Linked DNA regions of Homo sapiens: region 1 is linked to region 2. The links are chromatin contacts, found by Hi-C or POLR2A ChIA-PET in ENCODE. All regions are on one chromosome and are shown on one strand. The core of a region is the stretch at or near the end of the contact, and the rest is flanking DNA. Distances in the headings are between cores, read along the strand shown. Region 1 overlaps LOC107985161 (a long non-coding RNA gene). Region 2 holds the start of ROCK1 (Rho associated coiled-coil containing protein kinase 1).

Region 1 (5,766 bases), core at 1,056-3,555, 52 kb after region 2:
TCCCGACCTCAGGTTATCTGCCCACCTTGGCCTCCCAAAGTGTTGGGATTACAGGCGTGAGCCACTGCACCTGGCTGAAGAAATGTATTATAAGGAATTGGCTTATGTGATTATGGGCACTGAGAAGTCCCATGATCTGCCATCTACTAGCTGGAAACCCAGGAGAGCCAGTGGTGTAGTTCAAAGATCCTGAGTGCCAGTAAGACGGTGATGTAGATTCCAGACCAGATTCGAAGGCCTGAGAATCAGGAGCACTGATGGCAGGGGAAGATCAATGTCCTAGCCTAAGGAGTCAGAGAGTGAATTCAACCTTCCACCACAATTTTGTTCTATTCAGGTCCTCAACAGATTAGCTGATGCCCACCCACAATGGGGAAGGCCATCTGCTTCGTTGAGTCCACTTATTCCAATGCTAATCTCTCCAGATATACCCTCATACACACCCAGAAATAATGCTTAACCAGCTGCCTGGGCATCTCGTATCCCAGTCAAGCCATCATATAAAATTAACCATCTCACCTTCCTTTAAGGAATGAATAGACTAGGGAGAGAGCATCCTTTTAGACCAATAAGCCATCACAATGTCATAAGAGACCAGTCTGTATGAGATGCTGTGCACCGTGTGTAGGAAGAAATATCACAATTTTGTTTCATCTAAAAATGAGGGCTAATTAGGAATCTAAAGTAGGAAGGTATAGGTAAAAGGCTGGCTATAAGAAATTCTACTTGAATAAAAAAATGGGTGGAAATACAGGGAGATACAGAGAACATGGTGTGTTTGAGGAAGGGCAACTAATTTTAGCATGGCTAGTTCAATGCAGTTGTCTTTATTCATTTGCATGTGTAAATGATCAGAAAAACTAACCCAAAGTCACTTCATTCCTTAATATTTATTGAGTGCCTACTCTATGTCATGTTCTGCTAAGTTCTTAGGCTGCAATGATGAGTAAAATGAGGTCCAGTCCCTGCTCCTATGTAGCTAAATAGTCAACATCAATTGCTGAAGGCCCAAAAGAGATGGCATATGTAGAACAAAATAGCATCCAGTTATCAAGGCAGGCAAGTAAGTTCTTACGATGAAAACATATGAGGCAGACATTCCAAATGAAATTTTTTCAGCACATTATTAGTTCACTTCTCATCACAAGTGACCTAGGCATCTGCTCTGTGCTCAGGGAATGCAAACTAATGCTAATATTAGCCACATCAACAAATAGAAATGAAAGGCAGAAGGAAGGAACTAAAAAAGGAAGGAAGGCAAAACTGCTGCCCCCAAAGGATATTAAAAATATTTTTATTCAGCCAGGCGCAGTGGCTCACGCCTGTAATCCCAGCACTTTGGAAGGCCGAGGCGGGCGGATCACGAGGTCAGGAAATCAAGACCATTCTGGCTAACACGGTGAAACCTGTCTGCACTAAAAATACAAAAAATTAGCCGGGCGTGGTGGCAGGCGCCTGTAGTCCCAGCTACTCGGGAGGCTGAGGCAGAAGAATGGCGTGAACCGGCGAGGCGGAGCTTGCAGTGAGCTGAGATCGCACCACTGCACTCCAGCCTGGGCAAAGAGTGAGACTCCATCTCAAAAAAAAGAAAAAAAAATTATTCTACCTCCTGTTTTTGTATTACCCATTTTTATTAGTCCATTATATTTAGCTTAAATACTGGCCTAGACGGATACTGAACAGGCTGTTATATTACAGCACTTTCTCTTCTATCTATACAGACCTGCATTCATGGAAGGGGGATCTCTTATGGAAAGTTATTTGCAATGCAGCTAAGTTATCCTAAAATAAACAAATCTGGAAGAATAGGGGGCTGACAATGATCTGTTAGACCCTGTTACTAAAGAATTGCTGTTATCTGAGCATTGTATGTGCATTTCAAATAACTCTCAGGAGGAGTTTGTATAGCTTTTGTTTTTTTGTTTTTGTTGTTGTTGCTGTTTAGAGACAGGGTCTCACTATACTGCCCAGGCTAGTCTCGACCTCCTGGACTCAAGTGATCCTCGACCTCCCAAAGTGCTGGGATTGCAGGCATGAGCCACCACATCTGGCCTTGTGGAGCATTTTTAAAGGGAGAAGAGGAAGAAGAGTTTGATACTTTCTGTCCTCATCTCAGTGAGATGCCTTTTTTTTTTTTTTTTTTTGGTCTAATGTATTCTTCCTCAAAAGGGCAGAATCCAAGTCAGATGCAGTGCGAGTGAAGGGGTTAGTCTGTTCTATAAACTGTTAGAGAGATTTAAAAAATAGGCAATCTAATTGACTCATGCATGGCTCACAGCCATATAAATGCTTGCAAAATTGCTTCCTGCACAGTAATAGTGACCACAGAGAAGCAGAAGTAAAATGGAAGCGAGCAAGATGAGAGCTCTTAGGAAATCTTTAGCAGGACTTTCAAACTTTTGTTAAACCTTTTGTTTAACCTTGTGGAGAACTTTCCTTTGGAAAATTAAATGTACTTTCAACAAGCATACTGCAAGTTAAAAGTCACATAATTCACCTACAAAATAAGACCTCATTGGTAGCAAATTTCATTTCTAGAAATATATTGTCTTTCAGAACCAACTGAAGAGAAGCAATTTTTTTTTTTCAAGAAGGACTGCGGCTACATTGTTACTAAGAGATTTGTAATCTGCTTTAAACATGTTACTAAGAAAGAAGTTGACGTAACTACTAAGTTTGCTATTTACATTTAATTAAGGGCATTACTTAAAATGTATTTGGGCATTTGAGCTATTAACAATATACACATTTATAACTTTCCTCATATTCGCTTTTAACAAAATCTTTCTTTTGCTGTCTTCTTCAAAACTCCCTGCCCTTGTATTGATTAGCTTTACCTGTAATTTATTTCCTGGTGTCTCCTTATGCTTTGCTGAAACATGCACCATGCAATTACTCAGCATAATTTGTTTTTTTGTCCCTTGCCAATCATACACCAAAAAAAAAAAAAAGCATATCTCATCTGTTTGTAGTTTCCTTTTACTACTTAATTAAAAGTAATCAGCTGAAAGATTATACTGAAATTAATCTCTAAATTCATTGGTTGGTCACCAACTCGGAGGTAGGAAATAATTTTTTCCATGTAAAACTTCCTTCTAAAAGCCTGAGTTGCAGTAACAATAACAATATAGTTGCACAATATGTAAACAATTATCTCCTGAGTTACAAAAATATTTTTCAGGCATCCACTTGAACTTTTATAATTTATGTCATTACCCTCCTTGTTGGCTTCCAAATAATAATTTATAAGAATTTTATGTATCATCATTTTGAGTCAAAATGAAAGCCTGAATTTCCTTTAGAAACTAAGAAAAACTAATTTATTATTAAGGTGATTTTGTTTTTGTTGTTGTTTTAATGTTTTGAGACAAGTTCTCAGTCTGTTACTCGGGCTGGAGTGCAGTGACACAATCTTGGCCCTCTGCAACCTCTGCCCCCAGGCTCAATCAATCCTCCCACCTCAGCCCCTTGATTAGCTAGGACCACAGGCGTGTACTAGCATGCCCAGCTATTTTTTTTTTTTTTTGTATTTTTAGTAGAGATGGGGTCTCACCGTGTTGCCCAGGCTGGTCTTGAACTCCTGAACTCAAGCTATCCGCCCGCCTCAGCCTCCCAAAGTGCTGGGATTACAGGTGTGAGCCACCGCGCCCCACCAGTGATTTTATTTTTGGTGTTTCATGGTTTACTTAGGAAACTAAAACATTTTATGTATGTGTTTATGTGACTACTAAATTATGACATCAACTGATAAAAGAGTTGAACCATTCTAAGAGAATAAAAGTTTAACTTAAGTCCTGTATTTAAGTTCTTTTAATTCCATCATTAAAATTATGTGTGTGTGTATGTGTGTGTGTGTGTGTAAACACACATACAAAGCAGGAGAAAAATATTCATTCTCAATATACTCTATTTCTTATCTAGAAGATGGATTCTCAGCCGGGTGGGGTGGCTCACACCTGTAACCCAACACTTTGGGAGGCCGAGGCAGGTGGATCGCTTGAGGCCAGGAGTTTGAGACCAGCTTGGACAACCTAACAAAACCCTTTCTCTACAAAAAAAAAAAAAAAAAAAAAAAAACACAAAAATGGCTGGGCGCAGTGGTTTACTCCCGTAATCCCAGCACTTTGGCAGGTCAAGGCGGGTGAATCATCTGAGGTCAGGCATTTGAGACCAGCCTGCCCAACATGGTGAAACCCCGCCTCTACTAAAAATACAGAAAATTAGCCAGATGTGGTGGCCCATGCCCATAGTCCCAGCTACTCGGGAGGCTGAGGCAGGAGAATTGCTTGAACCCAGGAGGCAGAGATTGCAGTGAGCCAAGACCACGCCACTGCCCTCTATCCTGGGCGACAGAGTGAGACTCCGTCTCAAAACAAACAAACAAACCAACACACAAAAATTAGCTGGGCTTTTTTAGTGTGGCACACCCCTATAATGCCAGCTACTTGGGTGTCTGAGGTGTGAATCACTTGAACCCAGGGGGCAGAGGTTGCAGTGAGCTGAGATCATACCACTGTACTCCAGCCTGGGGTGACTGAGTGAGACCCTGTCTCAAAACAAACAAACAAACAAAAACCAAAAAAAACCCCAAGATGGATGGATTATCTTTTAGGAGAAATCTTTTTTTGAATAAAGTTTACTGAGAATCCATTGAAAAGTCTTAGTCCCCTGATATACTTTGGATATGTATCCCCTCTGAAACTTACGTTGAATTGTAATCCCCAATGTTGGAGGTGGGGCCTGGTGGGATGGGAGGTGATTCGATCATGGTGGTGGATTTCTCATGAACGGATTAGCTCTATCATCTTGGTGCCGTCCTCATGATAGTGAGTGAGCTCTCATGAGATCTGGTTGTTTAAAAGTGTGTGGCGCCTTCCCCAAACTCTCTCTCTCTTGCTCCTGCTTTCGCCATGTAAGGTGCCTTCTCCTGCTTTGCCTTGTCCCATGAGTAAAAGCTCCCTGAGGTGTCCCCAGAAGTCAAGCAGATGCTGGTGCCATGCTTGTACAGCCTGCAGAACTTTAAGCCAATTAAACCTATTTTCTTTATAATTTATTCAGTCTTAAGTATTTCTTTATAGCAGTGGAAGAATGGCCTAACACATCCCCCAACTGACAACAGTAAAATTCCCAATTCATCTAGCTCCCTGAGGACATATCTGATCTAATATTGAATTTGTTAGCCCTGAATTGAAATTCAACATTTGCTTGTGGATGCCTACTATTTTTGTACATCTCTAGAATTATAGAGAAACCATCATGATTCACTATGCTTTGAATAATTCCTAGCACACAGTAAATAAATGTGGAAAAAAAATGGAAAAAGGGAGACATAAAGTGTTTTTTAAAAAAGAAGTCAGGGTATAAATCCTATCAAATTCCTGTCCTGAACTAGAAAATTTCCCCTTTGTGTTATGCCATAGTGCAGGATGCTTGCTATTCCAAACTAGGTTCCAATAATTTGAGATTTCCTCATGAGATATTTTGGACATTTTCCAGATCAAAAATGTTCTCAATCTTCTCTTAGAATTTAGGGACTACAGTTAAAATATATGGAAAAAAGGAAGCTACAACCTTCAAATCACTACCCAGGTATGTCCTGCCCTCTTCCCCATAGTCTCTGTGGCTTAAAACACAGGAACAGCTGAGGACAAATGAAGTTTTGGGAAAAGACTGCACTTTTTAACCCAAAGAAGGGCAGAGAGGAGCAGAGCCATAGGTCATGGTATTAACCACTGCCACTGAATTTTCGATCCTTCCATTAAGAGA
Region 2 (5,132 bases), core at 1,312-3,811:
GAGTCATGACTTATATTTCCTTGTATCCTCCACATGTAAATAAAGGTCCCCACCAAATGAAGCTATAGCAAGAGGCCAGAAGATGATTTAAAGAAAAAGAAAGCTACTAAACCCTCCCTATAACACCACTCATGTAATAAGGAGATCGAAAAGCAAAATAAAATCAAAAATATATGAAAACTGGATAAATATTAAAAGATAAATCAGACTTCTTAGAAGTTATAGAAATCCTTACTACAAGATATATTCTAATTCCTTCCACTTATCTCGTTTAATAAAATGTTTTAAAATCTATTACGCATCAACCTTCTTTACTATCTCTCAATATAAAGAGCATCCATAATGTGGTGAGACATTTCAAACAACCCACAATAGTCTTATTTCCTGGTCAGGGATGCTTACAACAATTCTGAAAGCTTTGGGAAGCTTGTTGTAAAACCCATACACGTGGAAAAATACAAATAAACAGAAATTTAGAGTAACTGAAATGCACGTTAATTTTAAACAATCTACATTAATTTTCCTTTGATTCAAGATGCGATTTTTGAATTGTATTATTTCTTTGAATGGTATTATTTTGTTTCCTTAATCTTAATCCCCAAAATTGAGCATATCTAACATTATTTCACCGAAGACATTGTGAAATCCTGTCCATATACATGCTCCCTGAAACCTTATTTTAGAGATTATGTGGTTTTGTTTGGACCAAGAAATATTATATAACCCTTAGTTGTTCAGAAACTCTGAACAACTTTGATACATTTACAGAGGAAATGTATCAAACCTAAGAATTCCAATTATTTACAGATAACTGTATTATCAACCACTTAACTATTTTTAAAATGGGATTGTGGTTTTTCATGTCATAAAACCCTCTTTAGAATGTTTTACAAGTGACAATGTTAAGTGCCACACCACCAAAAAGACAGTTACAATAACTGTATGGTACGTACTTTTGTAACCAATAATACAATAAAATAAGTTAACACTGTAATTACCTATGACCAATTATCTTGGTTTTTTACAATAGTTTAGCAAAAAGTTCCTTCAAACTCAAATCACCTATGAAATTTTGGCTCAAAAATCACTTCCTCAATAGCAATTCTCCGTTATCATTTTCAAGGCTAAAAACTAAACCCCTAGGAGCTAAATCGCAAAAAGGAAAAAAAATGCAAAGTAGTCTTTCCAATTTAACTGTCAAACGGATCAGAAAGATTAACATTAATTACTACGATCGCCATTCAACAAACTGTATACATTGCAGTAACTCTGACGTGATAACTTTTTATAGGATGCCTGCAATAGCAGTTTGTAAGTATCTTTCGGGTACTCATGAACTGAGTCAGAATTAAAAGTTCAGAGTAGTTAGTACAGAGCCAGTCAAATGGCAAATAGGACCACACCATGAGATGTTAATGGTACTCCAAGATTCTTCAGGAAACAGAAATCTAGCATTTTCCAAGACGATTATGCACACCTGAGACTTTTGCAGCGAACCAGACTAATGCAAGAGGAAGGAAAGACATGCAAAACCCCAGACAAGCAAAAGAGAACAGCGCTACTCACCAGCAAACAATCCGAATTCACTTCCGATTTGGGATCCCGCAGCAGGTTGTCCATTTTTTCAAATCGAGTCTCAAAACTGTCCCCAGTCGACATGTTGCTGCTGCTGTGACAATGCCCTCTTACCAGCACCAGCAGCGGAAAGCAATTTCAACCAACTTCCTCCGCGGTGGGTTCGCAGCCGCGGGGCGGAGGAGCCGGAACCTCAGGGTCACCAGGTGCGCCCGGTTCCCCCGTCTTCCCCTCACTGAGGGGACCTCCGCTCTCCAGACCCCGGGCCGGGGGCAACAGCGACCCACAGCCGCTCGGACGCCCAAAGTCGCATCCCACCCGGCAGCCCCTCACGACAGCCGACAGCGCCGTCGCCACCAGCCTCGTCGCTCCGGCGAGGTGCTTCAGTCTAGCGGGCCCCGGCCGCCGTCGCCATGGAGGGGTCCCCGTCCCGAGATGGGCAGGAGCGGGTAGAGAAAGAGAAGCAGGGTGGAGACTCCCTCCGGGCAACAAGGGAGGGAGAAGAGGAAAGGCGAAAGCAAAGGGCGGGTGAGGAGCTGTGCCAGCTGCGGCCGCCGCTCGGGCCACGGGCCGGGCCCGCTCCGCTCAGAGGCGCTGTAGACGGTCTAGCCCCGCGTCCCCGGCTCTACTCGGCCCGGCCCGACGCACCGATCAGTCTCGGCCACGAGCTGGTCCACGCAGGACAGCCTCACTCTCCCATTTTGTCCCGTCGCTGCTGGGGCTGCTGCTACGGTGTCCGGTGGGGCAGGGCGAGGTCGATGCCCGATGGAGACTTAGCAGAGGAAAGGCTGGAGAGCGGGCGAAGAGGAAGACGATAGTTGGGTCCCGGCGGCTGCTGATGGGGGAGCTTCTGGGAGGGGCTGCGGTCCCAGCCGGGGAAAGGGCGAGTCGCGGCGGCGAATGCCTGGGGGGTGGGGCGAGGGGGGCTGAGAGGGACTAATATGTCCGCCTTCCTGTTCAAACAAACGGAGACCGCCGGGGCAGACTGCGCATGCGGGGCGCGGACGCTCGGAAGGGGAACCAGCCGGGACCCCGCGCGCGCGCGCGCACTCTGTCGCCTCCGCAGGGTGGGGTGGGGCGGGGCGGTGAGGTGGGCGGGGCCTTGCGGGCAGGCGGTGGAGAAGGCGGACCGCTGGGAGGAGCCGAGTGCGGGTAAGCAGCTGCCGGCAAGGTTCTCGCCTTGGCCGGCTCTGAGGAGCCATGCAGGGCTCTGGAGCGGCCTTGGAGGTCCGGACGGAGGCGGAGCTCTGGCTGCTTCTGATCGCTGTCCCGGCAGATGCCCCAGCTCTGTTTCCTCTGGGTTGCAGCCAGTCCAGAGACTTCTGACGAGGAGAGAGTGCTTGTTCTCCTTGTTGCTGTTAGGGTGGGGCAATAGGTTCTTTTTTAGGCAAGAAGCCTTTTCGTCGGCAGGTACCAGCATTGAGCACCAGTGGCGTTTGGTTTTCAGTGGTACTCCATGGACAGCCCTCCGCGAGCCCCGGCGTTGAACCCATTTACGATTCACTGGGAAAGTTCCGAAGCGCTGCAGCGCTCAGCCCTCCCACGCCAGGCGTGTGTGTCAGGGGAGCCATAAAATACTGACTCCGGAAGATACAGTCAATAGAAGTCAAGCTCAATTTAATTTTTTTAAAGGAAAATAATCTCGTAGAAAAAAATCAATATTTTTAAGTCGTTCGTGTTAGTTCTCATAACACCCCTACTGTAGTTCTCTCCTGGACGTGTAATGCTGCCGTTTCAATGTCAAAACATTCAGTGAAACTTAATTGTGATTTTTATCAGAACTAATGTAGGACATGAGAATAATGGGCATTTCTCCTAGTTCCGTTACTTCGTTGACTGTGGTGTGAGGAAAGGTGAAAGACTTGTCACTCACCCCCGCTGATAAAGTTATGTTCTTCACTGGTTTCAGCAGGAAATCTACCTTAATTTATTCCTCATCAAACTTTATTTTTGCTCAGAAGCCAAATTAAGGATCACTAGAAATAGAAAATGTGGATCTTTTACCCCATGATGGAAAATGCTACAGATGAACCAAAAAGCATCGGAGTAAAAAGCATCGTACAGCATCTGAACAGTCCACCAGCCTTACGATGTGAGTCAGAGGTTAGGAAAATCTTACACTGTTTGAAAAAATGTCTATTTCTATTTTCAATTTATTAAATACAAGAAATATTTAGATATAAAATCCACTATATATATCAAGATAGGACGTTCTTGGTTTATACAAAAATCATAACAAAGACAACTAGACAAACCAGGTATTTCATTAAATGCCTTTGCAGCGACTTTTCTTGGCTCCAGCATTTTAAGTCATGTGAATTAGACTTATTTTTAAGCATAGGGCTTAAAATAAATCAGGCAGTTGCCCTAAAATAAATTTCCTAAACCCTGCTTGTCTTTTTTTTATTATTATTACCATTTTTAGGTATTAGGAATTTTGTTGTTTCTCAGAGAACCGTGAACATTATGTTGCTTTCCATTTAGACACATACGAAAAAATACAAGTAGTTAAGACAATACATGAGTGACACTGATAAATATAAGTGGAAGTGATAACCAACCTGGCAGAACTACTAGAAATATATGTGGGGTCCATATATTTCTAGAAATATCTACTAGAAATATAGGTGGGGTCCATATATAGCTTACTTACCTACAAGGCTCTTCTGATTATTGTGACACATCACTAGTTATCTTCTGCCATAAGATAGATGGACTCTAAATCTAGTTATCTTCTGCCATAAGATAGATGGACTCTAAATTAACTTTTTTTTTTTTCTCCGAGGCGGAGTTTCACTCTTGTCTACCAGTCTGGAGTGCAGTGGCACGATCTCGGCTCACTGCAACCTCTGCCTCCCGGGTTCAAGCGATTCTCCCGCCTCAGCCTCCGGAGTAGCTGGGATTACAGGCACACGCCACCACGCCCAGCTAATTTTTGGTGTTTTGTTTGTTTTATTTTGTTTTGAGATGGAGTTTCACTCTTGTTGCTCAGGCTGGTGTGCAATGTCGCGATCGCGGCTCACCGCAACCTCCACCTTCTGGATTCAAGTGATTCTCCTGCCTCCCGAATAGCTGGGATTACAGGCATGCTCCACCATGCCCAGCTAATTTTGTATTTTTAGTCGAGATGGGGTTTCTCCATGTTGGTCAGGATGGTCTTGAACTCCCGACCTCAGGTGATCCGCCCACCTTGGCCTCCGGAAATGTTGGGATTACAGGCGTGAGCCACTGCCCTGGCCTATTTTTATATTTTTAGTAGAGATGGGGTTTCACCATGTTGGCCAGGCTGGTCTCGAACTCCTGACCTCGTGATCCACCCTCTTCGGCCTCCCAAAGTGCTGGGACTACAGGCGTGAGCCACCGCGCCAGGCCAACTTTTTTTAATAAAGAGGTCCTCACCTTTAATAGGGTGGAATCATATTATATTAAAAATTCCCTTCCATTAGCTGGGCATGGTGGCAGGCACCTGTAATCCCAGCTACTCTGGAGGCTGAGGCAGGAGAATTGCTTGAACCCGGGAGGCGGAGGTTGCAGTGAGCCGAGATGGCGCCACTACA

Evidence for each region. Hi-C counts contacts between places; a loop is a spot of excess contacts on that map. ChIA-PET counts read pairs that join two places held with the same protein, here RNA polymerase II (POLR2A). Pooled maps may share reads with other maps.
Region 1: a loop to region 2 is called in a map of PC-3, with 9 times the contacts of the local background. The contact joins the enhancer-like site here to the promoter of ROCK1 in region 2. A Hi-C loop is called at or near these places in 32 of 168 maps with a recorded cell type or tissue (A673, CD14-positive monocyte, CD4-positive, alpha-beta memory T cell and 25 more), 5 of 37 single-sample maps with no recorded cell type and 29 of 50 pooled maps. POLR2A ChIA-PET finds 5 or more read pairs at or near these places in 7 of 52 experiments (AG04449, AG04450, HCT116 and 4 more).

Annotation. Positions count from the first base shown.
Region 1 is chr18:21,161,811-21,167,576 of GRCh38, forward strand. All of the region lies in intron 2 of LOC107985161 (a long non-coding RNA gene), which reads right to left. Among named protein-coding and RNA genes, the nearest start is that of ROCK1, 53 kb to the left of the region's middle. Within about 2 kb of position 2,306, at least 2 of the 41 ENCODE cell types and tissues checked have a DNase peak (open chromatin) inside an H3K27ac peak, as active enhancers do; they include CD14-positive monocyte and PC-3, where a contact is called at or near this core.
Region 2 is chr18:21,109,252-21,114,383 of GRCh38, forward strand. It overlaps ROCK1 (Rho associated coiled-coil containing protein kinase 1), which reads right to left and starts at 2,562. Exons shown (of 33, transcript NM_005406.3): 1 at 1,567-2,562. The coding sequence starts at 1,659. RefSeq lists enhancers at 2,215-2,803, 2,457-2,751, 2,851-3,070, 3,101-3,160 and a silencer at 2,421-2,810.